Linked DNA regions of Mus musculus: all the other regions are linked to region 1. The links are chromatin loops, found by intact Hi-C in ENCODE. Cell type or tissue: left cerebral cortex. All regions are shown on one strand. Links, peaks and the distances in the headings refer to the core of each region. The heading gives the core; the rest is flanking DNA.

The links. Hi-C counts contacts between places; a loop is a spot of excess contacts. Peaks named below come from ENCODE experiments on the same cell type or tissue, not always from the same donor. Only the 100,000 strongest peaks of a DNase experiment are listed, where the experiment ranks them.
Region 2: it touches region 1 in a loop (2.4-fold over the local background); 4 of 42 quality-filtered maps call a loop at or near these places.
Region 3: a loop joins it to region 1, with 5 times the contacts of the local background. A loop is called at or near these places in 14 of 42 quality-filtered maps.
Region 4: a loop joins it to region 1, with 3 times the contacts of the local background. A loop is called at or near these places in 7 of 42 quality-filtered maps.
Region 5: a loop joins it to region 1, with 2.5 times the contacts of the local background. A loop is called at or near these places in 20 of 42 quality-filtered maps.
Region 6: it touches region 1 in a loop (2.2-fold over the local background); 4 of 42 quality-filtered maps call a loop at or near these places.
Region 7: a loop joins it to region 1, with 5 times the contacts of the local background. A loop is called at or near these places in 21 of 42 quality-filtered maps.

The regions. Positions count from the first base shown.
Region 1 is chr3:108,908,621-108,912,992 of GRCm38, forward strand. It overlaps Prpf38b (PRP38 pre-mRNA processing factor 38 (yeast) domain containing B), which reads right to left and starts at 3,109. Exons shown (of 6, transcript NM_025845.3): 1 at 2,544-3,109. The coding sequence starts at 2,822. In left cerebral cortex, for the core only: a CTCF peak has its summit at 2,579; DNase peaks (open chromatin) are centred at 1,827, 2,589 and 3,169; H3K4me3 peaks cover 3,259 bases; H3K27ac peaks cover 2,066 bases.
Region 2 is chr3:108,698,751-108,703,122 of GRCm38, forward strand. Gpsm2 (G-protein signalling modulator 2 (AGS3-like, C. elegans)) reads right to left here. Exons shown (of 15, transcript NM_029522.2): 3 at 4,115-4,336; 4 at 3,649-3,784; 5 at 2,995-3,137; 6 at 2,137-2,260; 7 at 1,914-2,029; 8 at 168-323. Among named protein-coding and RNA genes, the nearest start is that of Gpsm2, 21 kb to the right of the region's middle. In left cerebral cortex, for the core only: a CTCF peak has its summit at 2,654 (motif pointing right); a DNase peak (open chromatin) is centred at 2,628.
Region 3 is chr3:109,060,811-109,065,182 of GRCm38, forward strand. It overlaps Gm36778 (a long non-coding RNA gene), which reads left to right. Exons shown (of 4, transcript XR_375965.2): 3 at 3,228-3,377; 4 at 4,075-4,372. Among named protein-coding and RNA genes, the nearest start is that of Gm36778, 7.3 kb to the left of the region's middle. In left cerebral cortex, for the core only: a CTCF peak has its summit at 2,403 (motif pointing left); a DNase peak (open chromatin) is centred at 2,391.
Region 4 is chr3:109,025,273-109,029,644 of GRCm38, forward strand. It overlaps Fam102b (family with sequence similarity 102, member B), which reads right to left and starts at 2,335. Exons shown (of 11, transcript NM_001163567.1): 1 at 1,913-2,335. The coding sequence starts at 2,049. In left cerebral cortex, for the core only: CTCF peaks have their summits at 473 (motif pointing right), 1,315 and 2,419; DNase peaks (open chromatin) are centred at 477, 1,387, 1,901 and 2,461; H3K4me3 peaks cover 2,359 bases; H3K27ac peaks cover 918 bases.
Region 5 is chr3:108,856,537-108,860,908 of GRCm38, forward strand. Fndc7 (fibronectin type III domain containing 7) reads right to left here. Exons shown (of 13, transcript NM_177091.5): 11 at 2,342-2,371. Among named protein-coding and RNA genes, the nearest start is that of Stxbp3, 18 kb to the left of the region's middle. In left cerebral cortex, for the core only: CTCF peaks have their summits at 501 (motif pointing right) and 1,905; DNase peaks (open chromatin) are centred at 460, 1,829 and 2,055.
Region 6 is chr3:108,962,799-108,967,170 of GRCm38, forward strand. It overlaps a transcript of Henmt1 not described here. Among named protein-coding and RNA genes, the nearest start is that of Henmt1, 25 kb to the left of the region's middle. In left cerebral cortex, for the core only: a CTCF peak has its summit at 1,761; DNase peaks (open chromatin) are centred at 676 and 1,729.
Region 7 is chr3:108,839,163-108,843,534 of GRCm38, forward strand. Stxbp3 (syntaxin binding protein 3) reads right to left here and starts at 1,340. Exons shown (of 19, transcript NM_011504.1): 1 at 1,258-1,340. The coding sequence starts at 1,306. In left cerebral cortex, for the core only: a CTCF peak has its summit at 1,536 (motif pointing left); DNase peaks (open chromatin) are centred at 864, 1,075 and 1,472; H3K4me3 peaks cover 1,331 bases; H3K27ac peaks cover 820 bases.

The sequences.
Region 1 (4,372 bases), core at 125-4,124:
AAGCAGACAGGTCACTTTTACAGTAAAGTTAAATACATATTACAAAAAATATGAAGTTTATTTCTAGGGCTCTGGAGGGGCAAGAAGGGCTTGTTTAAAGCCTGGGGTAGTGGGTGTGAAAAGGGGGTCTTACTCTGTAGCCCTGGCCAGCCTGGATCTCATTTAGATCAGGCTGGCTTGGACTATAAATCAAACCCACTTTGGGACTTTTTAATTTCTCATTTTGATCAATTAATTCCTAGTTAAATATTTTAAAGATTAAAATGATAAAGCTACAAAGATCATTCTTAAACTTAATTTTTAGCCAAACTGCAAACCCAGAGTATAAACTGTTAAAAGGTTAAGTGTGAAGTCATTAATATTTACCAAATTGAATAACAGTATCATTTTTATTAAAGGGAACACCCTATGAAAACAGCTTTTACCCCCAAATAGCAAAAAGCTTGATACTAGAGATAAGTGAAAAATATTAGACCTGTTTTTGTTTCTTAAATAAACCCTGCTCTTTATTTCTGCCCACACACGGCAATACTTTATACTTTTTTTTTTTAGTGGCTTTAGACAAGCAAAACAACCAACCAACCAACCATTTCAATTGAAAACAATACTGTTTTGCTCACCTTATGGAGTTTTTTCCTGTTCCCAACAAACAGACTAAGTCACATCCCACCCAGCCCCCAGTGCTGGATGGAGACTGAACCTAGGGTCTCATCTACGTTGGATACGTGCTGAACCGACTTGCCACTGAACCACAACCGGCTTCTATTCCTTAAAGGGTACCCAAAAGAGGGCATACCATGTTAAACTGGAAGCCTATACATTTCAAAGACTATTTGATCCAAAGAAACTTCCTAGCAAGTTTTCAGTCACATTTCACTTTTAATTACATGTATGTGTGGGTCTGTGGAGCCCCGAGGGTCTGGTGGTTTTTAGCTGCCTGATGTGGATGGTGGAACCTGAACTTAGGTTCTCCGCAAAGGCAAAAAATGCTTAGTCCATGGGGCATCTCCCACCCCCCCATTTTAGTTTTAAAAATGAATTTAAACATACTTTCTAATATAATAAGTTTTTCAGAATACATTTGAAATTAAGTTGAAATATTAGTCTCTATTTTAAAACAACCTGTCACAAAGGTACAGGGACCCAAATTTTCAAAGTTAACTGCATCCACAATCATCACTCACCATGCTGCATCCACACTGAAAAGGCCTTACCTTTTAAAAGCTAGTTTAAAAAAACTACTTCATAGTATTAGTTACACCTACTTAATAGCTTTTGTAAAAGAACACCAAGAGTACGTGTATATTTTATATATACAAAGTTAAAAGGTTTGTCTATAAAAAGCAATTAGTACCTCAAAAATCTCTCATTAACCTGAACAAGTGGCTGGGAGAAAAGTAGGTAAAATATACAGAATCTCTTTTCGTTAACATCTCCACGTGTATGTCAAGACAAGAAAAATTGGATGTGTTTTACTTTACATGCTCTAGCGAAAATGCTTGAAGACATGAAGACTATTAATACTCATTAAAATATAAATTAACCTCGGAGGCCTGGAAGGTTATTTTTTAAACTACCTAATTTGTAGGGAAGTGGAGACTCTAGTTAGTGAGACCAAAATCAATGGCCCAACACCAAACCGGTAAAAATAAACCTAATTAGCCATTCATTTAACCAGGGAAATGCATTTATTGGCGATTGAGCATGATTAATAGTGCATACCTCTACCTGCGACCCTGGGCTGCTCCGAGCCTCGCTGCAAGACTGAGTCAATCCTGCTAACGAAACAAGAACTGAGACAAGAGTGCAGTGAGGAGGCGCCAGGTGAGCTCCCCAGCACAGCCAAGCCAGCACCGACCCTGCCGCAGAAAGAAGCCCAGGGCCCAGAGCATTCTAATTATGCCCAACGCACAGGTGGCTGACACCTTCGACTCCTGACTTCCTGCTGGGAAAAATTTCCAGGCCTTCTGTACACCTCTTTTGCCCTGGCACTCCACGCCACCCTCAACCCTCCCGGCCCACCCGACACACTCACTGGCCAATTTCTGTCGGGATTGGAGAGCTTAACGAAGAGCACGAGGCCGACATTGAAGTAATTACTTCAGTAATTCCGCTGGCCCGGGGGGCAGCGGCAGAAGCACCGAGTTAGTGCTTAGTCGACACAGGTAAAAAGGAGTCATTTTTTTAAAAAATGGTGAACTTGGACAGGCTTCTGGTATTACTTTTCTCCTCTCCCCTAGAGTTCTTGCCCAACAGCTCCCTAGGGATAGGCAGGAGGTTGGGGTAGGTTAAAGATCGATTGTGGCGGGCTCGCCCGGCTATTAAAACAAAACAAAAAAAACAAAACCTGAAAAGGAAAAAAAGAGGGCGGCCCTAGCCCGACCCGTCCCAAACCAGCCCCAAGCTTCACTTCTCCCTCCGCCAACTTTCCCCCTCCCCCAAATCCGCGGGTCTCAGGAGGGAGGGAAAGGGGGTGCATCCACGGTATCCGACACCCCGCTCTGGCGAACTTACCCCCGACACGCGGCCTAGAGGATGCGTACCTTAAAGTAGATCTCGTCCACCACCTCGTGGTAGGTCTTGAGCTCGTAGAGCTGCACTTTGAAGTAAGGCGACGACAGGATGTTGGTGAGGATCATGGGGTTGAGGTTCATGGTCTTCTCGTTGCCCCACAGCGGCAGCACATTGCCCTGCTTGCCCGACACCGCCGGCTTGGTGGCGCCGCCGCCGCCGCCACATTGCTGCTGCTGCTGGGTCACGGCCGCGGCCGCCTGGTGCTGCGGTTGCGAGTTGCCGGTCAGCGCGGGGCTGTTGTTGGCCATGGTGCCGCGGCAGGAAGGAAGGAGGGCGGGCGGGAGGAGGGAGGCCAAGCTCGATCGCGCTCTTCGGGACAACGGTCCCGGACCTACTCCATGGAAGGCCGTCGGGGCAAGGAGCCCGCCGCGTTGTGCCCCAGCCGAGCGGGAAACTGCAACTGGGACGCCGACACACGGGAGCCCGGGCCCGAGACGGACGCCAAAAACGAGGCGGGGAGAACTCCGGACGCAAAGCAGAACGGGCAGCAGAGGAGCTCGATCTCTTCCGCCAACTGCCCCTGGGAACAAGATGGCGGGGCCAGCGGAAGTGACGCCATACGCCCGGGCGTTCGAGCTAAGGCCGTGGCCAATCAGAGCCGCCCGTGTGTGCAGGCTATTCCTCTTCCTGGTTGCGCGAGGTCGTTGCGTGTTGGCTCGGCTCCGGTGGTCTGTGTGCCGGGCTGGTGGCTTCCTCCTGGGACTTTGGCCCAGGGGGAAGGGGGTCTGGACACAGTTGCTATGTTTTAGAGTTTGCATCCGTTGCTTGATTTTTCTCGAGGCAGGAAGAGGGTCTCGTGACACTTGTGTTCTGGACGGATGCGTGACTGCTCCTGCGGAGCGGTCGAAGTCTCATGAGTTAATTTTGTTAGATTCTCCAGAAAGGACTAGAGTCAGGGAATTGACTCCGATAGAGTCCTTGAGGCTTTCGCAGAGGTAATAGTGTCCTACCGGAAGTCGTAGACGGCCCCAAATTTTTTTTCTCCTAAGATTAGGATAATATTTTAACTGGGTTGTGAGCTTTAAAGAAAGTACTCTCAACTGGGTGTGGTGGCGCCCGCTTTATTTCCAGTGCTGGGGAGGAAGGGGCAGACGGGTCTGTGATTCTGAAGCCAAGTTCCATAGACATCCAATCTCAAAATAACAAAAAACATAAAATCTGCTACCCTACGTGGAGTGCTTCCATTGACTCACCTTTTTTTTTTTTTTTTTTTTTTTTTTAATTTTCAATTAGGGTCTCACACTATAGCTGAGGCTAGCATGTAGCTCAGGCTGGCCTCAAACACAAGACAATCTTTACGCCACAGCCTTCGAGATACTGGGATTTTGGGTCCTGAGCTACCACATGTAGTGAGATGCTAGTTCTATGGTACCGCTGCACTGGGCTAGGCCTTAGAAAAGGGAGTGAGGAATGGAGATGGAGAAAAGGTGGGAAAGTAATCAGGGTATCTGTTCTCAAAGGTACTAATAATTTAAGATTAATAGTGTTTGAGAGTTAAGAGGCTGCTGGAGCCTTTGACCATCATCTACTATTTACCATCTAATAAGCCTGATTTGAGCAAAGAATGGCTTAAGCATAGAAAGCAAAATCAGGCTTAGAGATGGAAAATAGCACAGTTGGCAAGAAGCTGGGAGCTGTGCTTCGTGGGGAGTAGTGGCAATAAAATGTCTGTAATGTGTGGATGAAACATTAGGAACTTAATGCTTACCAAAGGCTACCCCACATCCTTATAGTGTGTGTGTATTTAAATCAGGCTAGGTTGGTTTTGATGGCTACGTCTGAAAGGAAATTTACATTC
Region 2 (4,372 bases), core at 208-4,207, 210 kb before region 1:
AATGAAAATAATTAAAAAAAAAAAAAAGAGTAACATGCAGTGGAGTCTCATCAAACAGGACACTCCTTAGGAGGGTGACAGACAGAAAGAGCCAGGGGGAAGCCAGAGTGCTTATCAGTGAGTGCATCTGCGTTTACCAGAACTTAGGAGCAGAGTGCCGAACTCACCGATCCTTGAGCTCTTGGGCGATTGCTAAGTGCTTTAGGTGGTAATCGATGGCCTTCTCGTAGTCCTGAAGCAAAGTGTATGTATTCCCAAGACTGTAGCAAGACTGAGCTTCCACGGCTCTGTCTTTAAGCTGCCGAGCCAGCAGCAGTGTCTTCCTGAAACCAATTCACATAACGCTCATTTTAAATTCTGGTCCTAAGAATCATATTAACATTTTCTACCTCTGTTGCTTTTTGCTGCCTTTTATATAAGTCTGTATTAAGGTCCAATATATTTTCTATTACTTTAGAGAAAGTGAAAAGATGTTTTAAAGTAAAACAACAACAACAACACAGGGAGCGGCTACCAGATATCCTGCATATCAGATATTTACTTTATGATTCATAACTAGCAAAACTAGTTAGTTATAAAGTAGCAACAAAATCATTTTCTGGTTGGGGGTCACCACAACGTGAGGAACTGTATTAAAGGATCGCAGCACTGGGAAGGCAGAGAATCACTCAGCTAATCAATAATCAACCAACAAATATTAACCATGGGCAGATATTTAAAGACAGACGGCATCCTTTAATGTTTTAGATGGTCTAAAACAACTTTAGCCTTTTCTTTTCTCTTTATGTGAGACAGGTCTCACTGTGTACCTCAAACTGGTCTGAAAGTCACTTTGTAGATGAGGCTGGCATCAAGTTCAGAGTGATGCACCTGCCCATACTGCTTAAGGGTGTGTGCCAGATTTTTCTTTTTTAAATAACAAAAAAAGAGAGAAAGTTTACTAAAGATAGGCACTTCTAGAAATGGGACTAGATTACTGGTCTGGGAAAGGCATACACCAAAAAGCTAGGACTGTTTTTGTTGTTGTTGTGTGAATTCTGTCACCTGGGAATCTCTAAAGCTTCAACACAAATCACCCCCTGTGCTTTAGGTTCAGTCTGGATGAGTGTTCAAACCCCACTAAGCAGAGAAAACCCTGAATAGTCCAGAAGGCACAGGGCAACAATTGGAAGCAGGTTAAACCTGGCTATCCTGCTGCTGGTCCAGAGGGACCCTGACACAGAAGCCTGGCTGGCAATGAACAGCGCCCCTTCTCTTTGGTGACAGTCAATGCAGGCAGAAGGGTAAACGCTGGCTAAGAGTCTGGGGGAGTAGGGAAAAACTCGGTGATCATCAGTGGACACTAAGACCTATGCTTTCTGAAAACTTTTATCTTCAGACAAGTTGGCCACAACTCATAACCGAGTGAGATAAAGCATACACACCATACATGCTACAACGGGCTTATAAAAGACTTGAGAAGTTCACAACTTTAAACAAAAAGTTTTAAAGACAAAAATAAACATAACAGAAGTCACACAGCTGCCACTAAGTATCAGGTGAAAGCCTACATGTGATGGTGTGTGTCTGCAATGACAACACTAAGGAGATAGAGACAGGATTGCCAATTCAAGGCCGCCAGGTGAGACTCTCAGAAAACAATAAAACGGGGGCACAGTGTTTCTTGAGCACTGTGTGTACCAGGTAAGTACTTAGCACAAGTTGCTGAGTTCTTAACACATCCTCCTACCCAGTTCTCACAACAACCCCAGATCCAGGACCTGATGCCTGCCACAGGTGAGACAGGTGTGAAGGTCTTGGCCCTGATGCTGACACACATCATCAAAACCAGGTTTCGGCTCCAAAGCCAATGTGATTTTATGGGATGCATAGTTATTCATTTGACATTCATCCACAAAAAATATCTGACTAACTTGTAGTATTCGGAAGCAGTTTCGAATTCACCCAGGAATATGTATGCATTTCCTAGGTTGCTGTACGCTCTTCTCTCAGCCGCCTTATCTCCGAACTCCTTTGCAATTAGGAGACGCTGAAAGAGAAAACTTTTATCAGAGATACACAAAACTTAAGACCATCCCGGTCATGGCCCTCACCCCTAATAGAGGAGATGACCAGACTCCCAGGCCTTCTGATTACCTGCTCGTGAGCTATAACTGCATCCCTGAAGTTGCCGAGGAGGTAGTGTGTGTTGCCAAGGTTCCCAAAGGCTCGCCCCTGTGCTGCTCGGTCACCTAGAGCAGTTACTAAGGACAGGTTTTCCCTTAGTGATGACAAAAGGTGGTGAAAATGTAAGTTTAGGAAAAGTTCTTAGCTCATTTACAGGTAGTTTGTTCTTCTCATAGCGGTGGATGTAAGGCCAGGGCCTATGTGTGCTAGGCAAGACTAGCCACAGAGCTATAACTCCAGCCCTAGGGTTAACTTTACTCATCAGAAAGAAGCAAGCTTATATATAATGTGCAGGGGCTTAAAGGTACATTCTGAGGCAGGGCAGTTGTGAAATGGTTGGATTCTTAATTCGTTAAAACATTTACTGTAGATCTTTACTGAGAGTCATCAAGAGATGACCTTGAAGCCTTATAGCTAAGCAAGTCTATGAAGCTCTTCTGGTCAAACACTAAATTTACCCCAAATAAATTTAAGCACTGATATTTCTTGCTTTTACCACTAAGGGGCACTAGTCTGCAGTTTCAGTGAAACTGTAGATTTCTGGCACTAATAACATTTAAACAACTATTTCTAGTCTTCATATTAGCCTTTTATTGATTGATTGATTGATTGCAGTATTTGGTTTTGGTTTTGTTTGAGATAGGGGTCACAATGTTGTCCTGGAATTCAAAATGTAGACCAGGCCACTTTCAAACAGGGAGGAAAGGCATGTGCTACCCCAGTCAATTAATTATCTCACAATTTTTACATCTTTCAGAAACTTGGAAATCTCCTGAGTAAACACATACCCCATAGGCGCCTGGGCCCACAGGACCACACTGTACTCACTCATAGAGATCCACAGCTGCCTGTAGGGCATTTCTCACGTCTTCTGGAAACTCTCCTGTATCCTGCGGACCCGGGCAACCAAAGCTTTTCCCTTTGGCGTGATAGACATTTCCAAGATTGTAGAGCGCTCTTGCTTCTCCCACCTAGATGGAGACGGCAACAAAGCTTACATTCTGAAGTCAGAGGCCATGGGGTTCTCACTGCTTCTGCCACGTACTGACTTAATGTGCTATCACCACGTGTGTGTGCACGATGTGTGTGGGTAGTGCGTGTGCCGCAGCACACGTGGAACTCAGAGTGCGCCCCTTCCAGCCTTCTGCAGGTTCCGGGAATGAAGCAAGGTCACCAGGCTTGCACGGCAAGTGTCCTTACCCAGTGAGCCATCTTACCGGCCCCATGTGTACAACATTCCCAGTACTATTATCAAGAAAAGGACGGGTCCCTAGTGCCCATCCACAGAAAGTCAAACACGTGATTTCACTCACAAAGAAGGTTCTTTTGCTATTTGCTTCTCCTATTTTAAAAATACTTTTGTTTTCTCTTTGACTTTTGTCTATGAACACACCTTCCTTTGTAGGCAAACCATGGAAGTAGTGCTAGAACACAAAACTACTTCAGCGAAGTCACCGTCACTTGGCCCGCCATCTTTATTACCTTGTCATTAAGCTCTCTGGAGATATCCAGGTGTCGCTGGCAACACACTATCGCTTCATCAAAATTCCCAAGCACCTTTAAGGTGTTTCCGAGATTGCCGCTGGCTTTAGCTTCCCCAAGTTGGTCTCCAATAGTCCTGGAAAATACATTTGAAAGACAAATGATGTTAAAACTATTTTTAAAACATAAGAGACAAAGACGTAAAAGACCAGTTTTCCTAGGGGACAAGCGACCCAAGATAAAATGAATTCATCTTGGAACCTATTTTAAATACAAATTGAAACAGCCTTCCCTAGTTAATTTTCATGCATTTAATTAAACTCTAGGGTTGCTCCATTACTAGTTTGCCTAAAAGTTAGTTTTCAAAAGCAATATCATAAATTAAAACACTTCAGATATACTGTTGGTGAATAGAAGGTTTTGTTTTAAGAGTGAATTTAGACAGAATATAAAAGGCTGAAATTACCGTGCAAGAGTTAAGTCATGGTGGTGGTATTCTAACGCTTTGGCGTAGTCATGCAAGTAGAAGTAAGCATTGCCCAGTTGGCTGTAAATAGCACTGAGTGTTTTGAGGTCTTCAGTTCCAACTTGAACTGCGGCTTCAAAAAATGACACGCCAGCGCGGCAGTCCCCTGATTTACATAGACGTTCTCCTTCCAAGGCCAGCTCAAGGCAAGAAGCTTCCATTCTGCAGAATTATATATGACAGACACATTACAACTGG
Region 3 (4,372 bases), core at 203-4,202, 150 kb after region 1:
GTCCTTCCACAAGACTCCCGAGCGAGCTCCGCCTAATGTATGGCTGTGGGTCTCTGCATCTGTTTCCATCAACTGCTGAATGAAGCTGTTAGATGACTGTTATGCTGGGCTCCTGTCTGCAAGCACAGCAGAGTATCACTAATAGTGTCAGGGGTTGGTTGGCTCTCTCCCATGGGTTGGATCTCAAGTCGGGCCAGTCATTGGTTGGACATTCCCTAAATCTCTGCTCCATCTTTATCCCTGGGTATCTTGTAGGCAGGGCAGATTTTGGGTTGAAGGTTTTGTGGGTGGTTTGATGGCCCCCTCCCTCCACTGGAAGTTTTGCTTGGCTTTAGGAGGTGACCACTTCAGGCTCCATATCTCTTGCTGCTAGGAGTCTTACTTAGGGCCACCAGTTGGGGTTATTCTCAACTCAGTGTGCGTTATAAATTGTAACTATTGGTCTATTTATTCATAGCTTATAAAACAGAGTAAAACACACAATCACTGGAAGACTTCTTGAGGCACTCCCTGCCAGCCTTTTAATAAGGTGAAGGTGAATTTTTATGGAACTCTGCATATTGTAAGGATTTTGTTGTATCTTCCTTTCTAGCTGAATCATCATTGATCCTCCAGAGCTAATAAAAAGTACACACTAATTGTAGACAATGAATAGCATTCATTTTATATTGTATACAGTTATATATTAGTTATTTTATAAGATACTTGAAAACCTCTGCAGAACAGGCAATAAATAATATAAACATAAGAATTTAAAATAAAATTGAGTCTGATTGAGTGTGGTGGCAAATGGCTTTTATTCCATCACTTGGGGCAGACACAGGAAGAACTCTATGAATTTAGGGCCAGCCTGGTCTAAACAGTGAGTTTCACATTAGCTAGAGCTGCACAGTGAAGACCTTGTCTCAATAAATAAATAAGTAAATAAAAATTAAAAATCCATTTATTTGAGTATATGTTGCATCTATTCTGAAAATAAAACACTCGGCTGTCCACACTACTTCCATCGAGGCCAGCATTAGTTTTCTCTTTCATTATTTCTTCAGAGGGATAAAAAGAGTCTTACTTCTTGTGCTGGACTAAATAATGAGTTTCCTCAATATTCATGTCTACCTGAAACCCTAGGATTTAATCTTATCTGAAAATAGGGCTTCGAAGGAGTAATTAGGATGAGGTGGCAGTGTATTTGTATGAGCGCTAAATCCAGCGATGAAAGTATTCAGAGGTCTTCAGAGGAGAGCGACACACAGGGCACCGGAGGCAAAGCTCAGAGTAAGGCAGCTATAACCCAAGGGCAGCCAGAATTTACCTCAACTGTGGGAAACCAGAAAGTCTGGGGTGACATTCTCCCTCAGAGATTCTGATTGCCTTGATTTTTTTTTCAATGACATTTAAAAAAATTCTCTTTATATCCCAATCACAGCTCCGCCCCAAGTCCCACCCTTACAAGTCCCTCTCCCCCACACCCCCACTGCTTAGATTTTGATCTTCTGGCCTCCCGAACTCAGAGTACATTTCTGTTGTCTTAAATCACCTGTTTCTGGTAATTTACTGTAGCAGCCTGAGAAAACTGCCTTAGCTCAAACTTAAACAACCCCCCACCCCCAAACCAAACCAAAAAACCCCAAAAACCCAAACCCAAACCAAAAAACCAAACAATAACAAAAAAACAAAACAAAACAAAAAACCCCAACTCTTTCTCTGAATATCCATAAACTCAGGGTCAACTGGGTACACCACAAATGACCGCAGTAGACACACTTCCCAAGTGACGGTGAACGAGAGCGGGGCTTGCACAACAAGTTTAAACGACAGAAGGAAAGCTTCTTTTTTCTCCCTCAGTACAATCGGTTAACACACAGCACTTTGCTACAGATGAAACCTTAAGACCATGTGGGTATTCTCTGTATGAAAGACAGCCAAAGGAACCTATACAAGTAAGGCTTATCACTTTCCACGTTGTGGAGATCCACTGCTCACAGAGAAAAAACCTGGGGATTTTAGTCTTTCAGCCACTGTAGTTGGCTTGATGTTCCTAACTCTGGCTTTAACTTGATCATTAACTTGGAAAGATGGCAGTAAAACGAATAAACTATCACATTTGTGAGAAAACTGATCAATGCATTTTCTTGGTTGGATCAATTTTCATGATATTACAACATAGAGAGAAAATATTAAAAAATTAATAAAACAATAATAAAAATTACTTTAAAATTTACGTTGGCAAATCGTGGGTGCATCTTAATCAGAACAGCTTTACATACTTTCTATAGTTATAGCTAAGCTATGCCATTGATTCTGAGGGGAAAGTCATTGAATGAATTATAGTTATAGAAAAACGTCTGTGGTGGCCCACAGAGGAATCCTTAAGTTGTCGTTCTGTTGCTTTGGTGCCCTCTGGTGTCCAAGATACAAAATTACACCTAGTCTACTCGGCCCTAAATTGTTTCCACAGTGCAATAAAATTAAAAAACAAGATTGTTCATTTGCTAAATCTATAGAATCTGTTCACAAACAAAATAAATAATACTTCAACGAAGCATACACAAAATAGCATCTCTGTTGTCTCCATAATGTTAGGGGCCCTTGTTTATTCTTCTTATACCTATCAACAGCATTCTGCTTATATAGTGCTTTTTTTTAAAAGCCAGATTAATTAAATTCTGAGGCAATTTCTCAACTTATTGTTCTCATTTTCCATCAAAAGCTGTTTATGCATTCATAAAAGTCAATGAAACATATTTATGACATACTAATTCCATTAAAAACACTATAGTTATTTGAGCAATTTCACATTTGTAATTAACAGTCACATTGACTGTAATCTAACTTTTGTGCTTTTCTGTCATTCTGGAGGGGTGTGTATTAATAATGGAGATTTTTCTTGGTTATATTTGGGTTCATCCATGGGAGACAGAAAATACCAGGGGTTTAAAGTCTGAGCCTATCTGTCACACGGCCATTTGTTCAGGTCTAGGGCTGAAGTGACCCTTCCGTTGTCACCATGGTCCTGTGTCCTCCTGATGTACTGTCCCTTTTGTTTCTATTTGTCCATATTATTTTAATACTTCTCCACTTTTAAGTACTGGTTTTAATTTTGTGATTGTAACACAGAAGATCCATCTTTTATATTTTAAAAAAAAGCATCATCAGGATCATAAAGCTATGATAGTTACACTCTACACACTCCCAAGGTGCTTTAAAATGATTATGTTTTGAGTCTGTAGGCGAATGACGACGACAATCCAAATACATCACCTGTACAGGCTGGACTACATACTGGTCACGTGGCTGATCGGACAAACAACTGATGTACGGTTCCATCACGTGATCCAAGTAGAACAAGTAGGCGCAGAACCTCCATGGAGTAGACTAGGGTGAGTGCATCTCACAGCAACGTGGAGCCGGCACTCGCATTTCTGACAGAAGCTCCTGGTATAGTGGTCCATGACCTCTATATACTGATGGGCACATGCTCAAATCTGAGCTACTTAGTGTTCTGAAAACCGATGACCTATCAGTCCACTACCACAAATTAGTGCTCCCAGTGGCTGGAATTTTACCTGGTTTCTTTTGTACCATAGCCTTCTCACTCTGCATAATAACTGCCTCTGGATTCTTCTGTCTTCAAACTTCTGGTCCTTGATTTCCATCCTTCTGATGTTCTTTTCTGTACTTTATTCTTCTCTGAAAGAATAGAAGCCACTGGAATCATTTCTATCTTCTACCATATTCACAAGCTCTTACTGGGCCTTGCACCTGCTCTTTGGTTATACTGGAAGAGTGTCTATAGACAATGACAATGAATTCTCAATAAATATGGAGAACCAAGGGTATGGTTTTGTCAAATGGGTAAAGAAATGGGAGCAGGGTCATGGAGTGAAGGGGTGGGTGAGGCACTGATTAAGATGAGGAAGGGCAATACTGTGTGGAAGGGAGGGAGGAGGGATAAACAACACTAGGGAGGTTTGAACATAATGTAGGGCAACATATTTATGCTTATCCCAAAACTGTATACGTTTAAATGTATGTGTAGCTCATCTGCTGTAAAGCTGTGTCTTCCATGTGTAACAGGGAAGCTGTGCCCACAAACTCTCAACAACACCGCAGTTTAACTGAGACTTGAGCGATGGCATGGTCAGCTGACATGCAACGATGGCTGATGGAGATCGCACAAGACTCAACTCCTAGAGGAAGATCTGGAGGCAATTAATGACTGCCGACAGGAAAGAACCAGCCTTCCCCAAGGATGCGCCCCCGATTGGTTATCCAATACTAAGTGCTTAGCTCTAAAAATTGTGTCCATATAAGCAGCACTAAATGGACTCATCTGGTGGTGTTTATACATAACTCATTCTATATGCGTAATAAT
Region 4 (4,372 bases), core at 91-4,090, 120 kb after region 1:
CAGATTTTAGTTGGAGGAAAGGTTTGTTTAACACAAGCAACCTGACTTTTATTTTTTCCTGTGTGGAGAAATCAATTATAGCCCTCATACCTTAACTTATTAGGCAGCTGCCGACTCAGAAACTCCTCAACAGCACACACCTTTTTTCTCTGTCTGACATCACGCTGTCTGAAGTTAGACTTGGGCCAGAAACTTGGCATCACGCGATCAGACAGGAGGGGGTCTTGGGAAGGTATGCTTCCTAAGACTCAATTCACTTACTAGCATAGTAAAACTCTCCACCTCATAGCCCTACCTAGAGTAATCAATATGTTTAAACGGCCCAGTGGACATGTGTACTGGGAGTGAGGTGTGTGTGGGGGGGAAATGGTCAGACTTGTGACTGACTGACTTGTGAGGCAAATCAACACTCCATGCAGAAAAGGAGGTAGAAAAGAAAGAAGGTAGGTAGGCCCATGTTCTGACCACCAGGTGGCACCATTGAGGCAGAGGCTTACGTCTATCTGTTCCAACTTGGGGGAGGGGGAAAAGAACCCTCCAGGAAAACTTTGTCTAGGCCTCAGAGTAAGGCTGTCACTTGACCCCCGCATGGTGTTCAGGATTTCCATTGCAAGAGCTAGGAAGTTTTACACACATACACACGCGCGCGCGCGCGCGCGCGCGCGCGTGTGTGTGTGTGTATGTATGTATGCATGTAGTTTTTTCCTCTCCACAGTTCATTGTTCTCTGACAGCAGTGTTAAAATGGTTGTATAATCAATTAGCTGAATGTCTACAGGTTTGTCATCACAGTTAAATATTGAAAATTATCCTCAGTGGATTTTTAAAAATAAATTTGAGGATCAATAGTGCCGCGTACATCTGTTCATTTAGGCAATTTGGCGTTTCCTGGCTTCCACGGGATTCATTATTGCCAGAGAGGGCAGTTTTCTGGCTTCCGTCCCACAACCCATTGACATTTTTTCCTTTACATTATTAATGGAACAGCAGATAAAAAGAATATTTTTTAGGGTAAAAATGAAGTTTACGTAGACAAAACATATATTGACGACTAGCCCCTTCTCCTTGACTTTAAGAACTTAAAAGTTCATTCCAAAACTTCTTTCATGTATCTTGTTTTTCTGTAGAGAAAAATATCTAAGAGCAAATCTATCAATGTGTAACCTGCCCTTAAATTACTCAAGGAATCCTGCCATACATGGCTGCGTTCTGTCACCTGCTGTCAGATTCTTTCCCAGTGTCTAGGTGCTCATTTTAAAAGGACATGGAGGATAAGGTCTGGGCTCTCTTGATTCTAAGTCTTTCACTGAGACCCACTAGTGGCCACTTGAAGATGGGTAATTGAGAATATAAGCACATTAACTGGAGACATAGCTCTAAGGCAAGCCAAAGACTACATAGTCTCGTCTGCCAGGAACGCTTGACTCAAGACAAGCCCGACCAGGCGTATCCCAAGCTCTATCGTGGCCACCCTAAGTCCCAGTAAAGTCTCAGTAATTACGTCAACCACAGGCGGTTCCGAGTGGGAGCTCTTGGACTGTAACAGTTTGGGTCATTTTCGCTTCTCTAAGGTTTACGGTCTACTTTGGATTTTGCAAATATGGGAAATGTCTTTGGACAAACCAGAAGCATCCTTTCTGTGTCTCCACCGTTCCTGAAGAACTGGGGGGAAAGCAGACTCAGGGGCCACCTGAAGATAGGCGCGCGGGACAACCAGCCCAGCCCACTGCGAAGCACTTGGTGCCGTTTGTTCGATGCTCTGGCTGATTTCAGACTCGTCTCTGGAGGACGATGAGCTCACCGAGCTGGCAGCTCGACAGAGCAAAGGGGCCAAGCATAGAAAGGGATGCTGGCCGTGCAAGAAGCCCCTGCCTGCGGGCAGCCGCGGGAGAGCAGCTCCCGAGGCTCCTTACCTGGAGGACTCGGCGGTGAAGCTGCCGCCGTCCAGCAGCCGCATCTTGCAGAAGAGGACCCCGTTGACGAAGGGCACCGAGGAGAGCTCCTCGAGCTCGAAGTCCACCTTAAACTTAAACTTCTTCTTCTTCATCATCGTGAGGGCCAGGCGCCGGCGAGCGGGCTGCGCGGACGGGCGCCGCCGCCTCAGCTCGGCCGAGCCTCGGATCCGCCCAGCCCCATGGCCCGGGCCGCGAGCGGCGCGTGGGGGCGCAGCCGGGGGGCGCCGCGAGTCGGCGGGAGCCGGGGCCGCCTGTCGCGGCAGCCCGGGCCTGAGAGCACCGGCGGCTGCAGCGCGGACCCCGGCCGCCCGCGAGGAGCGGTCGCCTTGCAGCTCGCCCGGGGAGTGGGCGCCCTTTCCGTACCGCCGCCGCCGCCCGTCTGATCGCGAGCAGAGAGAGAGGCGCCGCTAGGAGAACGGTCGCTGCCGCCTCCCTGCCCGGGGCGCCCCCAGCGGCCGCAGCCGGAAGCGCACCCAGCGCGGAAGCGGGCGGTCCGCGGAGGGCGGAGGAGCTCCGGGCGGGCGCGCGCCCCGCCGGGGAAGCTGGGCAAGCTAACACGCGACAGCAGCGAGCTCGGCACGCCTCCCCGGGGTTAAAAAAAGACAAACCCAGCCGAAAAAGCTTCCTTGTGCAGCTTCCTCTGCGCCTTTCCTTTCTGGGTTTGCACCGCCCCCCTTTCTTCCCCTCCCCCTCCAGTGATTTCACGGCCTCTGGGTTTGAAGATAAATAGAGACAAATAGAATCCCAAACCTAAAAATCTTCTGTAGGGTCTCTAAACCCCACTAGCTCTTAAACATTAGATGAAAGTCAGCTAGGAGAAAGGAAAAGATTAAAATTTGCTGTGGCCACACCAAGTGCCCAAGCAAGGGGCTGTGCCTTGTGTTTCCCGTCATTGATGGCTTGTTTATTTAATTTCTGTCACCCAGGAAAGAAAAAGGACCAGAGGAGTTAAAATACTTTCCCCTTTAAAATCTGTACATACTGTGAACACATGAAGTCAGATTCTAAAGGCATACTTAAAAAATTCTTTTTAGATGAATATCAATTGTCCCCCCCCCCCCCACACAGTATCTACTGTTAAAACGTATGTTATCAATTTAATTGCGTACTGTTTTTGAGGGGTGGTGGTGTTTTTAGGTACTGTTGTTTGGTTTGGTTTGTAGTCAAGGTCTCTAGCTCAGGCTGGCTTCAAACTCCCCATGTAATCAAGGATGATGTTGAACTTGTGATCCCCATGTCAGGGTGATAGGGATGTGCCGCCATGTCATGTTTATGCAGTTCTAGGAATCGAACCCAGGACTTTCATGCATGCTAGCAAGCTACCTCACAACTGAGCTACATCCCCAGCCTGGCATCTGGCCTTTTTAATTTTTGAAAAGGTGTAGTTCAAAAGAATCCTCTTTGTAGATCATTCCTTTACGTTTTTTAAAAATTCAATTGATGTGTCTGGGTCTCTTGCCTGTGTTACAGGCCTGTGAACTACATGTGTGTCTGGTAATTGCAAAGACCATAAAGTGTGTCTGATACTCTTAAACGGGACAGTCGTGAGCTGCCCTGTGGATTTGAGAAGTGAACCAAGTCCCTTTGGAGCTGCTGGGCCATCTCTCCAGCCCATTTATTTATTTATTCATATAAAATATTTTAATTGCCTAAACCACCAGTTACTGGCTAGATAGATTCCATGACCAAAACCCAAAACCTGCTTGTAATAATTTTAAAGTCCTGGCCTGGCCAAGATGGATCAGTGTTAAAGGAACTTGCAGGACATGAGTTTCATCCCTGGAATTCACATGGCAGAAAGAAGCAACTAGCTAATCCCGCAGATTGGCCTCTGACCTCCATCCATAGGTTCACTGTAAGGCATGCACACCTACAAATACACTTGCATTATATAAATAAATAAATAAATAAATGTATTTTTTTAGACCTTTTAAAGACAAAACTGGACTGCAGAGAAATGTCGGTGGGTAAAGAGCCTCAGTGCAAGCCGGACCTCAGGAGCGTCCACAGTGTGACTTCAATCCTGAGAAGCCATGGAAAAGTGGAAAGAGAACCAGCTTCACAAAGTTGTCCTCTGAGGCCCGAACACCACCATGGCATGCATGCTTTCACACACACACACACACCCACACACACACACACACACACACACACACACACATACACACACCTCTCACACCCCGCACAAGAATAACACTACATAACAATTTAAAAAAGGCAAAACCTAAGACAGAAAAAAGTCCTAAATTTAAACGAAGTACAACTTGGAATAAGAAGTGATGAACTGAATGAATAAAGTGATGGCTTTATGGATTTTACCTAGGATTTGGGAGAAAGTAGGAGGTGTTCCAGGTGAAGAAGTAGGAGAAATAAAGATTCAGACTACTACTTGGGCGAGGGGAATTTTGCTGCCTTGTG
Region 5 (4,372 bases), core at 115-4,114, 52 kb before region 1:
CACAGCAAGCAAAGAGGAGCGTGAGCTACCAAACTGTTCAAAGCGACCAGAAGTTTCTGACAAACCAGCGTGACTAAACCCCTGCTTCACGAAGTGAATCCTCTAAATATCCCTGGGCTCACAGTACTGATTGGATGAGGGATATTTCTTTTACCCTCAGGCCAACTTGCTGTGCCCTCCACTCCCCCCCCCAAAAAAAAAAACCTCCACTATTTCATTCATTCAGACATTTGCACAAGGTGAACATGAACCTTCAACTGCTAAAGATGTCGTGGGGAAGAAAGTCTCCAAAGCTCCACAGGATGAGCAGGTGACACTGAAGCTGGCTGGGTACCAAAGGAGAAGGATACCACACAGGGCACACAGACCCCACACCTGTCACTTTCTCCTCTAGCCAGGCATCAGGTTTCCAGCAACAAAAGCTCTCTCCCAAGTTAGAGCCCGGATCCTCTAACCTAAGGCTGCTTGTTAAAACAGAGTTGCTGGCCAGGTGGTGGCGCACCTGGCAGGGGACAGAGGCTTTATGTGCTAATGAGGTGAGAGGTCTGAATAGGCTTTGAATAGCACAACCTTAGAGACAATCAACCCCTCCCCAGCCCCATTTTACGGGCACTGTAGTGTAACAACCTTTAATCCCAGCTCTTTAATCCAGGAGGTGGAGGTAGACAGATCTCTGTGAGTTTGAGGCCAGCCTGAACTACAGAGCTAGTTGCTAGTTCCTGGACAGCCAAGGCTACACAAAGGAACCCCGTCTTGAAAAACAAAACAAAACACCCAAGCCAAACCCACAGAGTTGCCAGGCTCCAGAATCTCTCAGTTACTAGGTCTTTGGCCAAACCCTAGAGGCGACATTTCTAAAAGGTTACCAGATAATGTGAGTATTGTTGGGTCCATACTTAAAAACTAATGTGTTCAAGTATTATGAGGGCTAAGGTTAAAGTGTTAATATCTAGAACATATTAGGGAGTTATGAGATGAAATTGACCCTGAATTCTCACTGTGTCCAATTAATTACATTTCATTTAATGTCATTATGTTTTATGAAGTGACTATTACTTCAGTTTTCAAATGAGGAAAACTAGGCTTAGGAATTTGAATAGTTCAACTACTGGCAAATAAGAGCAGCAGGATTTAAATCCAATATTGTCTCTTAGAAGGTCATTTCAGACAAGATCAGCAAGTTCACGGTGGTATGGTAGCACATGTCTTTAATCTCAGCACTCAGGAAAGAGGGTCAGGCAGATCTCTGTGAGTTTGAGGCTAGCCTGGTCTACAGAATGAGTACCAGGACAGCCAGGGCTACACATAGTCTCAAAAAAAAAAAAAAAAAAAAAAAAAAAAAAAAAAGTCAATTCAGGCAGGCAGGCATTGTGCTGTAAAACCTTTAATTTCAGCACTTGGGGGTAGGGGTGGGGCAGAGGCAGACAGAGCTCTGTGAATTCCAGGCCAACCTGGTCTACAAAGTGAGTTCCAGGCTAGACAGGGGTACATAGTGAGACCCTGACCTGGAAAAAAAAAGTCAACTCATGGGGTTGGTAAGATTTATGATAGACCAAGAATCAAGGAAGACTTAAGCAAACAGAATCCCCAGGGCTCCTTTTAGTAGGTCAAGAGGGGTCCTTGCCAGCCAGAATCCTGATCTGACTAGTCCAGTATTCACAGAAGAAAATGATGAAATCTAGAAATCCTTCCTAGACACAATGATTTCCACGGTAGTGCCGAGGCCCTCAAATGGCTTACTCAGAGAGGGGGAGGGGCTGCTTCTGTCTAAGGCTGTGCTATTCAAAGCATGTTCAGACCTCACCTCATTAGTGTGGAAAGCCTCTGCCCCTGCCAAGTCCAAATGTGCCTGGTGGGGCTCTGCACCAGCTGGGGGAGAAGCCCTGCTTACCGCAGCAATTCTCAGCCTTCACTTCACTTTAAAACCACCAGAGGAGCTTTTAAAAGTCCTGCTGCCCAGCCTTCGACTTAGAACAATTATGCCAGATCTTCAGGGGCCAGAGCCCTAGCATCAGTAAAATTGAAAGTCTCCAAGGAATGTTAGCATGCAGCAAGGCTGGAACCATTGCCAAAGTAAGTATGCGCGGAGCAGGAATAACCAGCTGCCCTCCAAAAAATTTGCATTTTTCTCTGGGACTCTGGAAGACTAAAAAGATTTCAACATCTAAAGGAATTCATCTTGGTTTGCGCAATGTGAAGGGAGGCAGGGCACTCTTACATCAAAGGAGCATGTGGCATTCTTAGGAATTAGCATTAACTTTGATCATAATTTCATTAAGTAACTGGGAAACACAGGCACACAAATTCTCTTCTATTTCTCTGCTTGGGAAAAATGACTTACCCATTCCAAGAGTACTGCCAGAACAGGTAACTGTAAAAAATAAAATAAAATAAAATTAAATTAAATTAAAACATAGGCATTAAGAATACACTCATTGACATATTTATTTATTTATTTGTGTATTTATGGTGTGTGTGAGTTATAATTGTTAATGTTGGTGCACATGCACAAGTGTGTTAAGTGGAAACCTGAGGATGTCAGGTGTCTTTCTTTGATTGTTCTCCACCTGCAGCTTTTGAGGTAGTGTCTTTCTTCCTGAACCTAAAGTCCATAGATTTGACTAGGTTGGTGGGGTGGTTTGAATAGGCATGGCCCCCACAGACTCATGTGTTTGAATGCTTGGCCCTTAGGAAGGGGCACTATTAGAGGCCTTGTTAGACTAGGTGTGGCCTTGTTGGAGGAAGTGTGTCACTGTGGGGGCAGGGTTTGAGATCACCTATGCTCAAGCTATGCTCAGTGTAGAAGACACAGTCTCCTGCTGCCTTTGGATCATGATGTAGAATTTTTGGCTCCTCCAGCACCATGGCTGCCTGCACGTTGCCATGCTTCCTGCTGTGATGATGATGGGCTGAACCTCTGAAACTGTAAGCCAGCCCCAATTAGATGTTGTCCTTTATAAGAGTTGCCTTGGTCATGGTGTCTCTTCACAGTAATAAAACCCTAGCTAAGACAGTTGAGTTAGCTAATAAGCTCTGCCTAACACCTCCCCTGCAACAACAAGCGCTGAGGCTACCAGTGTGTGCTGCCCTGACTTTTCAACTGTGTCCTGGGGATTCAAGCTCATGTCTTTAACATTGTGTGGCACATACTTTACCTACTGAGCCATCTTTCCAACCCTATTGATATATTTCAGATGGAAAATATATACAAATTGAAAAAGAATAAACGTGCTGGGCACAGAAGTGCACACTTGTAATCTGAGCTACTTAGGCAGCTGAGGCCAGGAAGGGCAATTTAGCAAATCACTGTTTCAAAAGAAAGTTTTAAGAGAAGGTTTGGGGCAGGCCTGGGGGTTGTCAGCTCAGCCGAATGGTGCTTGCCAAGCATGTACTCTGAATCTCATCTCCAGAAGTGCTAAGGATAAAAAAATGGAAAGTAGACTGAAGATAAAGAAGAAAAACTCCTCTAAGAGAAGGCAACGTTGAGGTAGGCAAGCATAGTGAATGGTTTGGCAACTTGGGACTCCCGAGTTTGGGCTGCTCTCTCTTCTAATGATGCACTTTACAGCCTAGCTCCTTTGCCTGCACAGGATATGCACACACACACACTCTCTCCCAAAAATGCACAGAGCAACCTCAGACCTATATTTGCATCCAGCTCTGTACACACCCCTCTCTGAACAATGGCATAGGTTTCTTCTTGTCCTAACAACAACCACACTTGGACAGTTTCTATGAAAAAAAAAAAATCCAGATGTAATGGGGTGGGAAGAATGAAAAGGTTGATCTGGCTTGAACCATTTTCGAGTGCACAAGCAGTAAGGCAAACTATGTCCTCCAAGTGTACTTTTGGGGAGACCCTCCCACCCCACCCCCAGTGACCATTTTGTGTTGGGTCCATATACAATTTAGTGACTCGAAGAAAATTATTGTAGATAAAGATTATGGAGCTGTTGGGCCTCAGTTTCCTCATTTATAAATCAGAGACAGTTCATGTCTGCTGAGTCTACATCTTAGGGTTATTTTGAGACTCAGGCAGATATAACTGTGAAGACACTTGTTAAGTTGTGAAATATCCAGTGAGCAAAACATGTTATTGAGTGGCAAGCTCATCTTCTGAAGAATTCATCCCAAGAATCTATTCCTGTCTCTTCTCACAAGGCTGGCCAGATTCCTTTGTGGGGAAAAATAACCCCCCCAAAACAAACAAACAAAACACAAAAAACCAAAACCAAAACAAAAAACAAAAAGAAACAAAGCAGGACATCTAAGGACAGCGGGACCACCTTCCCTAGGAGGAGCTGGCCATGCTCCATCACCCAGAGCCATCTTGAACCATCCTGTCACCTCCATTTAATTAGAAAGTGTGGAC
Region 6 (4,372 bases), core at 200-4,199, 54 kb after region 1:
AGAAACAAGTAGAGAAGTACAAGCAAGCACGCAGTCTAGCACATGTGTAGTCCTCTGCTCTCTACAGAGTGACTTTTGCATTGCTGCTAATCAGACTCAACACACATAGAGGTACACAGACACAAGCATGCACACACATACACACACACACACACACACACACACACACACACGCACACACACACGCACACACACTCCCCCCTGCAGAATAGAGAGTGCCCACGCAGAACGGAACGGTGTCTGCTTCAACCCTTGCCCCCTGCTCAACCCATCGCCTGTGAGCCCTTGGCTTTCTCTTACACCACCGCACAGCTCATTTGAGCCTTGCCCCAGGATGTTGAGTGACAGATCTCTTCTTTCTTATTCCACCTTAGTGTGGGAATTTTCAGGGAGCTTCCTGGAAAGTCAGACATGGGAGATGCAGTCTTCGAGGTCCTAAGGTCTCATGCTACCTTCGTACTTGAAACTTTACAAGCCTTGGAACGAGGGGGCTTTCCTAGCTTCTTTATTGTCTGGAGATACGTAAGACTATCTCTGTGCTGGGATCCAGTCCAGGACCCTGCAGATGTTAAGCAGGGGCTTTGCTGAGCTCAATCCTAGCCTTGAGTGTTCTGTGTATTTTTAATCCTCTCCTCTTTTCCTGCTGGGGAGCTCCTCCTAGGAATACACTGTCCCTGATATCTTAAGTAAAGTATATTCACTGCTGCCATCTCTTCTGGCCTACACACTGGTTCGTGCCAGGAAGGTTGTGAATGGAGAGGAAGTATATTTTCTTTCAAGCTTAAATTCTGGTTGAATTTCAAGTGTTGGAGACCTTTTTTTTTTTTTTTTTTTTTCTCAGACTCTCTTCATAGATGAATATGGCCTTGAACTTCTTGCTTCTGCCTCCCAAGTGCTGGGATTACAGGCCTGTGTTAGCATATCCCATTTTCTGCAATGCTGGGAACTGACCCCAGGGCTTCATACATGTGGGCAGGCACTTTACCAACTGAACTACATTCCTAGGCCTCCGATGTTTGAGATCTTAATGAGGAAGGTGGTTGTTATTTTTAAGCCTCCCTGAAAACATAAAGCAGCAACTGAACCCCAAAGGCCCTTCCTTCCTTATTCCCAGCATGCCCAAGGCCTGAGTTTGATCGACTAGTAGCATAAAAGAAAAGATTCAGCTAGATATGGTGGCACACACCTGCAGTTTCAACACTCAGAGGCAGAGACAAATTTGAGGTCAACCAGCTCTACACAGTGTGCTTCAGGACAGCCGGGGCTACATAATGAAACCCTGTCTCAAACAAGCAAGGAAACAAAGGAACAAAGACTGTTAAATTATTTTTCTTATGATCTTACAATTTAAGTTTTGAAATAAAAAGTACAGTTCAGAATGATATAATCTAGAGTAAAGCTAGTCATACCTTAATTCTTTTTATCCGTAATACCCACCACCTCATAGCCTCTGGGTGGTGGTGGTGGTGGTGCGGGCACTCCTGGCTTCTCCCTTTCATCGTTTCTGGAACAGCAGCTCTGCCCATTTTGTACATAGTCCAGTTAACTGTTTTATATCAATCTCCAACAAATGGCATAAGGGCACGGGTTTTTCACACTTGTTATCCTTGTTCTTTTACCAATACATGTTTTAAATATTTACTTTTAAAGTCATATGGACATTTGTGTGTGTCTGTGTCTGTGGAGGTCACAAGGGGACAGTGATCCTTTGGGGCTGGAGTTCCAGGCTGTTGTGAGCCACCCAGTGTTGGAGCTGGGAACTGAATGTCAGTCCCTTACAAGAGCAGCAGGCGCTCCTAACTGCGGAACCTTTTCTCTGGCTCCTACTGTATCTTTTTCATGCAGCGTTGTCATTGGCAGTTTATAAATGCAACTGGATGTGCTTCCTTCTGTATCAGCAACATGTTCTTTTGCAAAACATTAGTAGTTGTGTATAGGAATTCATGCTGGAAATTCCCAACTGTTCTTTTGATTTTGTGCGTATGGCTGTTTGCCTGTCTGTGAACCAAGCGTATGTGGTACCCTCAGAGGCCAGAAGAGGGCGTAGGATTCTCTGGACCTGAAGTTACAGACAGTTGTGAGCTGCCACATGGGTGCTAGGAATTGGATGTGGATCCTCTGGAAGAACAGCCAGTGATCCCCTGTTTATTATTAAGAATGTAAAGAAATGCCCCTCAACAGCTTATCCTTTTTATACATCCCTGCAGAAGACTTAGCAAACATGCCTTGCTCACAGTTCACTTAAGTGTAGACTGCAGGCTGGCAAGGACTAATGACTAATGTGGGACAGGTTATTCACCCCACCCCCAACCCCCTGGTATTTCACTTGAATGGACAACACAGTATCGTTTTTTATTATTTACTTATTTAATTTGTATGTGTATAGGTGTTTTGCTGTGTTGCTGGTGTGGGCGGGGCAGAAGAGGGCATGGAATCCCGTGGAACTGAGTTGCAGACAGCTGTGAACCACCGTGTGGGTGATAGGAATTGAACCCCGATCCTCTGGGAGAGCAGTTGGCACTCTTAACTACTGAGCCATCTCTCCAGGCCCCTGGGCCACATGTTAATATGAGTTAAACTGCTCTGTGTGTCAATGAATAATGTGGTTTCATAGGAGGCAGAATTTTACTGTAACACTTAACCTTAGTAAATTTTCATGCTGCTCAGCAGGGCCCCCATTCCCAGACAGCATGTGAAATGTGTTACCAGCCACAACCTCCAACTCCTACTTCTGGTCCGGATGGCTCTAAAACTTGCTTTCTGCTATTATGACAAATTACCTGAGGATCCTAAAAGGACACAAGTCTTGTTTTGGCTTACTGTCTTGGAAATTCCTGTCCGAGATACTGTCACTGTTGTTTTAGACTTGTGGCAAGGCAGTGCACATTGGTCAGACCTCACGGTACAACAAGACCACTCCCTTTGTAGCCAGGGAGCAGAGGAAGAGACCATGGTCTCGATTCTGCAGAAGCACTCTCCACACCCTTCCCCCACAGTGTCCTAAGATCTTCCATGATTTTTCTTCTACCTCTTAAAGGTTCTGTGCCCTCCCAGAAGTGCCTCCCTAGAGCTCTCCGGGAGACATGATGATAGCAAGAACTTTTAAAGATTTCTGTTACTTCACAGAAGCTTGTCTTCCCAGCATTCCTTGAGTGTAAATTATTTCCATATCATCTGCACGTTGAGACCTGGCCCCTTTAGTCTCTCCATGAGACGCCACAGCCCGCTACCCCCTTTCCTCACAGGAGCATACATCCTTTCTCAGGCCTTCTTGTTCCTCCGCACCCTCCCCATCTGTCTGTTCTGATGTCCAGTCTTCCCCTCTACAGCATCCCCAGCAGCACCTCAGCTCCCATGCAGTGTCTTCAGCCCTCACTTCTGTGAGCAGTGGCCCAGGAACAATTCCAATAAAAGTAGTTTTCCACCACTGGATTGGGTTGCAGTGACAACTCTCACCACATCTGGCTCTGTGGTTTGTGTTCAGCACTTTCAGGAAGTCATGGGCTGATGGCCACTAGCAGTGGCATCAGGATCTTCCAAAGACACTAAGAACAATGTGTTTCCCATTGTACAGGATGCTACACAAACACAGTTTATCAATGCATACGTATATATGATGCGTATCTTTGTGAATAGGGAAAATAACACTTGGCCACAATGTGGAGACATGATAAACAAGCCGGTGGGAGTTGATAGAAACCTGTGCTGTAAATAATACTAATTTTGAAGTCCTACATGCTGGTTATATCCTCTACCACATGCAAAAATTAACACTTCATGTATCTGCTGGGTTTTTAATGTTCCTGCTTTTGTGGGATAGTCACCAGAGAAGCTGCTCAGACATGAGTTTAAACCTATAGAAAGTCTGTATTAGCCTGGTGATGACCACATTTGGGTGTTCAGGATCCCAGTGTAGCACCAAGCCTTCCTCAGGGTGGACTTTTAAGCACAAAACCCGTAGTCTGGGTTGACAAACTTCAGTTAACAAGAACAGTTAGCCAGAAGCAGAACTACAGAAGTCAAAGAGCAAGGTTGGTCTATTTAGAGATTTCCCAGAACTATGGCCTTGGTTGGATTAGGTCTTTGTTTCCTCTTGGCAGGTGGTGCTGAGTTTTACAGCCTCAACAGCACTTCCATCATGGAGTCAGTTATGCTAAGAAGGTCAGGGGCTTTTACATCTGTCAAATTGAATACACATTTTTGCCTGAATCCCTTTTGCCTTCAACACTGGAATTACCATTTTTCTACCCTTTTCTCTCTGCGGGCTGTGGTTCAAGCTAACATTAGTCAGATGAAGTTAAATCAGTTCCTGCACTCCTAGAAACACCGCAGCCTGCATCTACACCTTAACCATGACCGATGGGATCCTGGG
Region 7 (4,372 bases), core at 1-4,000, 70 kb before region 1:
TTCTCATAAGCCCTGATATAAGGTGCCATTATAACTCAGAAGTAATTTCTTCAGCACAATTTGTCACCCACTTTCGTATGAGAGTCAATATAGACAATCTGCCTAAGTCAGTGCTTTCCTTACATCACGTGGGTCCCTGGGGATGCAATTCGTGTCCTTGGGCTTGACAGCAAGCACCTTTACCCACTCAGCCACCTTGCAGGCCCCCAGAAAGGATAAATTTGAAAATAATAAATATGAAAGGATAATTTTGTATTTCACAAAGTCTACTTATCTATTTAGTACCTTCTATATGGTAAACACCATGCCTGTACTGTTTTGGATTTTAATTTTATACAAGGAATTCTTGAAGGCAGAATTCTGTTGGCTAATTCCTATTCTGTTCCTTGTTCCCCAAGTCGGAGTAAGAAACACTAATAAGACGTTATTCCTTTTCTACTACTAGACTATAATTACTTAGAACCCAGAGATGCCAAACAAGGAAGGTCCTTCCGGTTTGCTGCTTTCATTGCTCTTCTAACCTGGCAGACCTAGGTTTGGTGTCATTTTAATAAAAGTCATTAAAGTTGGTCGAACCAACAAGAAGACCAATTGTAACACAAGGAGCAGACTATGCAGGGACCGGATACTAGATAAAACTTTAACAGTCCGCTGTTGCTTTCTCAAGAACTCTTTTTTTTTTTTTTTAAAGCAAGTCATATTCTCTTGGAACAGTGGCAGAAGGCGCTCTTGAAAAGCTACGCCTGCACTTTTTAAAGGACAAGACACTGAAAAGGATGGTAGTAAAAACCCTCGGTGCTAACATGAATATGGGACACCAAGCGGCTTCTGAAAACACGGGGACGAGGGCGGGACAGAGTAGTAACACAGAGCTCAGACTGTGTCGGATGGAGAGACGTCCGTGCCTGGTGTGGCGAGGGGGGTGCAATGGGAAGAGCTGTCCCGGGACAGCACAGGGACTTGGGAGGGAAAGTCGGCCCGAGTCAGGTCGCCCAAGGGTGGGGCTTTGCGGAAGAACCTCACCGGGGTGAGAGTTGGCCAAAGCCGCGGAGAAGGCCGCGTCTGGCCACCCCGCCCATCCCTGGTGCTGGCACGAAACCCGACTCTGGGCAAGCCGGAAGGAGTCAAGCCAGGGACTTGGTCCCAAAGCAACAAGTGCCCATGCAGCTCCCAGAGAGGCTGCAGAGCTGCAGCGGGAAAGAAGACCCCCGTACAGCCGACCCTTCCCGGCCTCATCCCTGACCCCTCCGCACTCACTCCGCCACACGACGCTCTTCAGTCCCCGCTCCGATACCGGCGGCGCCATCTTCCCCCAGCCGTGGAGCTACAGCCACCGCCTCCCACTCGCAACCTACTTTGGCCCTGAAAGCTGCGCTCGGGGGCGGGCCCTTCCCCTCGCGGTGGGGAGGCTCCGCCCCCTCCGCGGGCCGCGCCCTCAGGTGACGTCACGCGCATCAACTAGGGCGTGTCCCGCCTGTGCCTGGACTGCGGCTGCGTAGTGTGGTCAGACTTCTGTGCACTGTCTGGCGCCCCCTAGCGGAAGCCTACTATAACCCATATCTCAGTGTCCAATTTGGCATCAGAAAGCAAATATGTGAACTAACACAATTTATACAATTATGAATTTATACATACCGGGTCTTTTTTATTTTACATTTATCTGTGTGTATGTATGCATGTGTGCATACCAAGGCTCGCAGGTGAAGGTCAGAAGACCTCATCTTCCACAGTGTGGGTCTTGGGATGGAACCTAAGTTGTCAAGACACATCCTGCCATCCCCAATACGGAGACTTTATGCTTTACAAAATAATGTTTCATTCAGCAAAGCAATTCAAACTATACTGTTCAGAAGCCTGTTCAACCGCCATATGGGAAGTCTATCCCTCTCAACTTCATTTTAATAATTTTTGAAGATCATTGATTATTTAAGCTGTAAGGTAACCACCAGTGTTCCCAGAACTGTGATAGAGTTTCAGAAAAGTCTAAGAAATGAGAGACCCTCTTATTCCTATGAAGAATTTTACATTTTAAGTTATAGAGCACGATTCCTAGAATTGTTAATTCCACAAGGCAGGAGTAAGACCACTACCATAATTTTAGAGCTAAAATTGAAGCAAGCTTTATTATATCCAGGAGCACCAGAGACCTGGCCAATTAGGGGTTAGAGAGAGAAGTGCTGAGAGTCCCTTTTAAGGAGCAAAATAACAAGTAGTTGCAAAACAGTGTTACAGAAGCAAGACAACAGGGCAGTTGGGAAGTATAGGAAAATTTCAAAAGGACAAAAACCAAGTACTTAGTGATAAGGGAGGGTCAAAGTGTTCTCAAAAACAAGTCATGGTCACAGGGTGGTGCAGGGCAGGTTCCAAGAAACAGAAACTTAAAAACAGAAACTCAACTCTTACAATAAACGAAACTTTGTGTTTAACAATACAACAAAATGTCTCCTACCTTAAAAATGGAGTCAGGCAGGTTTCTCATTCTCCCCTTGACCTTTGTGTCCTTCTCAAATCCTTGATAGGGGACTGTCTTTAATAATGTTGTCAAGTGGCAATGATTCTAGCCTTGTTTGGTGGATGCAGGGCCCAATTATGGTAGCCAGTAGAAACATTAGCAGGCCAAAGAAGGGGAGAGCCATCTTAGCCATGTTGTCGGTCAACATTTGTTTGAAAGATTTTGTTTATTTATTTCTCCATCAATACTTGTCAATAGTATGAGAAGAATCAGAGATACTAAAACAGCACATTTCGGTAAATTGCTGACAACCAAGATTACATTTAAGTAACAGGTAAGAGGGATCTTTTCTGACACAGAGTTTCCTTGTTGACTATCTATCTGGTGGTAGATGGAGCCAGAGGTTATACCCCAAACTATTAGTTACACACAGGGTTCCTTTGGGTATGCTAAGTTCAATCGAGGTGATTGATGAGTCTTCCTTTCTGCTTCTTATTTTAGCACACCTGTGATTTCCACTATTAGACCCCTTTAGAGAATATTTGATTATGCTAAAGTCTGTATTATTACTTTGGGATTGGTCAGTTAGAATAGGTCATCTCTAGAATCCTCCATCCATGGTGGATAAAAGCAATCGTTTTCATAACAAGACAGTATCAGGGTGTTCCCTATAATAGGATTGCCTTTATTTCCCCCTTCAAGATGCGTTTAGATTCTGTTTGCAAAGCTTGAAAATAAGACGGCAAAACCGTTAGCCATAGGACAATCATGGTATAGATTCCAACAGCAAGATCACAACATTTAAAGTTATGTTAGATGGTCAAACCTTAGAAAGTTTGATTTCTTTTTAAAGATTTACTTATTTCATTTATATGAGTACTCTATAGCTGTCTTCAGACACACTAGAAGAGGACATCAAATCCCATTACAGATGGTTGTGAGCCACCATGTGGTTGCTGGGAATTGAACTCAGGACCTTTGGAAGAGCAGTCAGTGCTCTTAACCACTGAACCATCTCTCCAGTCCAAATGTTTGATTTTTTTTTTTGTTTTGTTTTTCGAGACAGGGTTTCTCTGTATAGCCCTGGCTGTCCTGGAACTCACTTTGTAGACCAGGCTGACCTCGAACTCAGAAATCCGCCTGCCTCTGCCTCCCGAGTGCTGGGATTAAAGGCGTGCGCCACCACGCTCGGCGTTTGATTTTTTTAATAGTCCCTTTTCAGTCACATTTTACCTCTAGGGGTCTGTCCTCCTCCACAGGTCCCTCAGGTGCCTTCTTGAGGTGTGAGGGACGAATCAGAGAGGAACCCAGCAATAGGCGCCTGGAGAATTACAAGGTAAGGGCCTTTCCATCTATGTTCAAGTTGTCGATTTTGAAATAGTGGACCAATATAGCATCTCTGGGCTGGAATGGGTTGTCAGGTGTGTGGTACCCACCAGGTTGAACAGCCTGAACCTGAAGGAAAATCTTATTTAAGATTAGCTGCAATCCTTTTGAGGACTCAGAGATTGAAGAGGGACAATTTGATAACAGAGGCATGTACCCAAGGGATCACAAGAGGTAGTTGTCCATAGACTAAATTATATGGGATGAACGTTTCTTGGTATAGGATACATCAGACTCTGAGATAGGAATATGACAAAGTCAACTCAGTTACCACCAATCTTGAATGTATATTTAGTTAAAATTTTCTTTAAAGTTCTATTCACCATCTCTACCTTTCCTGATCTCCAAAGATGATACATACAGTGAAGTTTCTAATTAATGTTATGATTCTTACAGAGCAATTAAGTAAATAGCTTGGCTGTGAAGGCTGGCCATTGTCAGACCCCAGAAATATAGGGAGGCCAAATCTGGGAATAATTTCCATTTTTAATTTCTTAGCCAGTTGGTGGTGGTACATACTTTTAATCTCAGCAC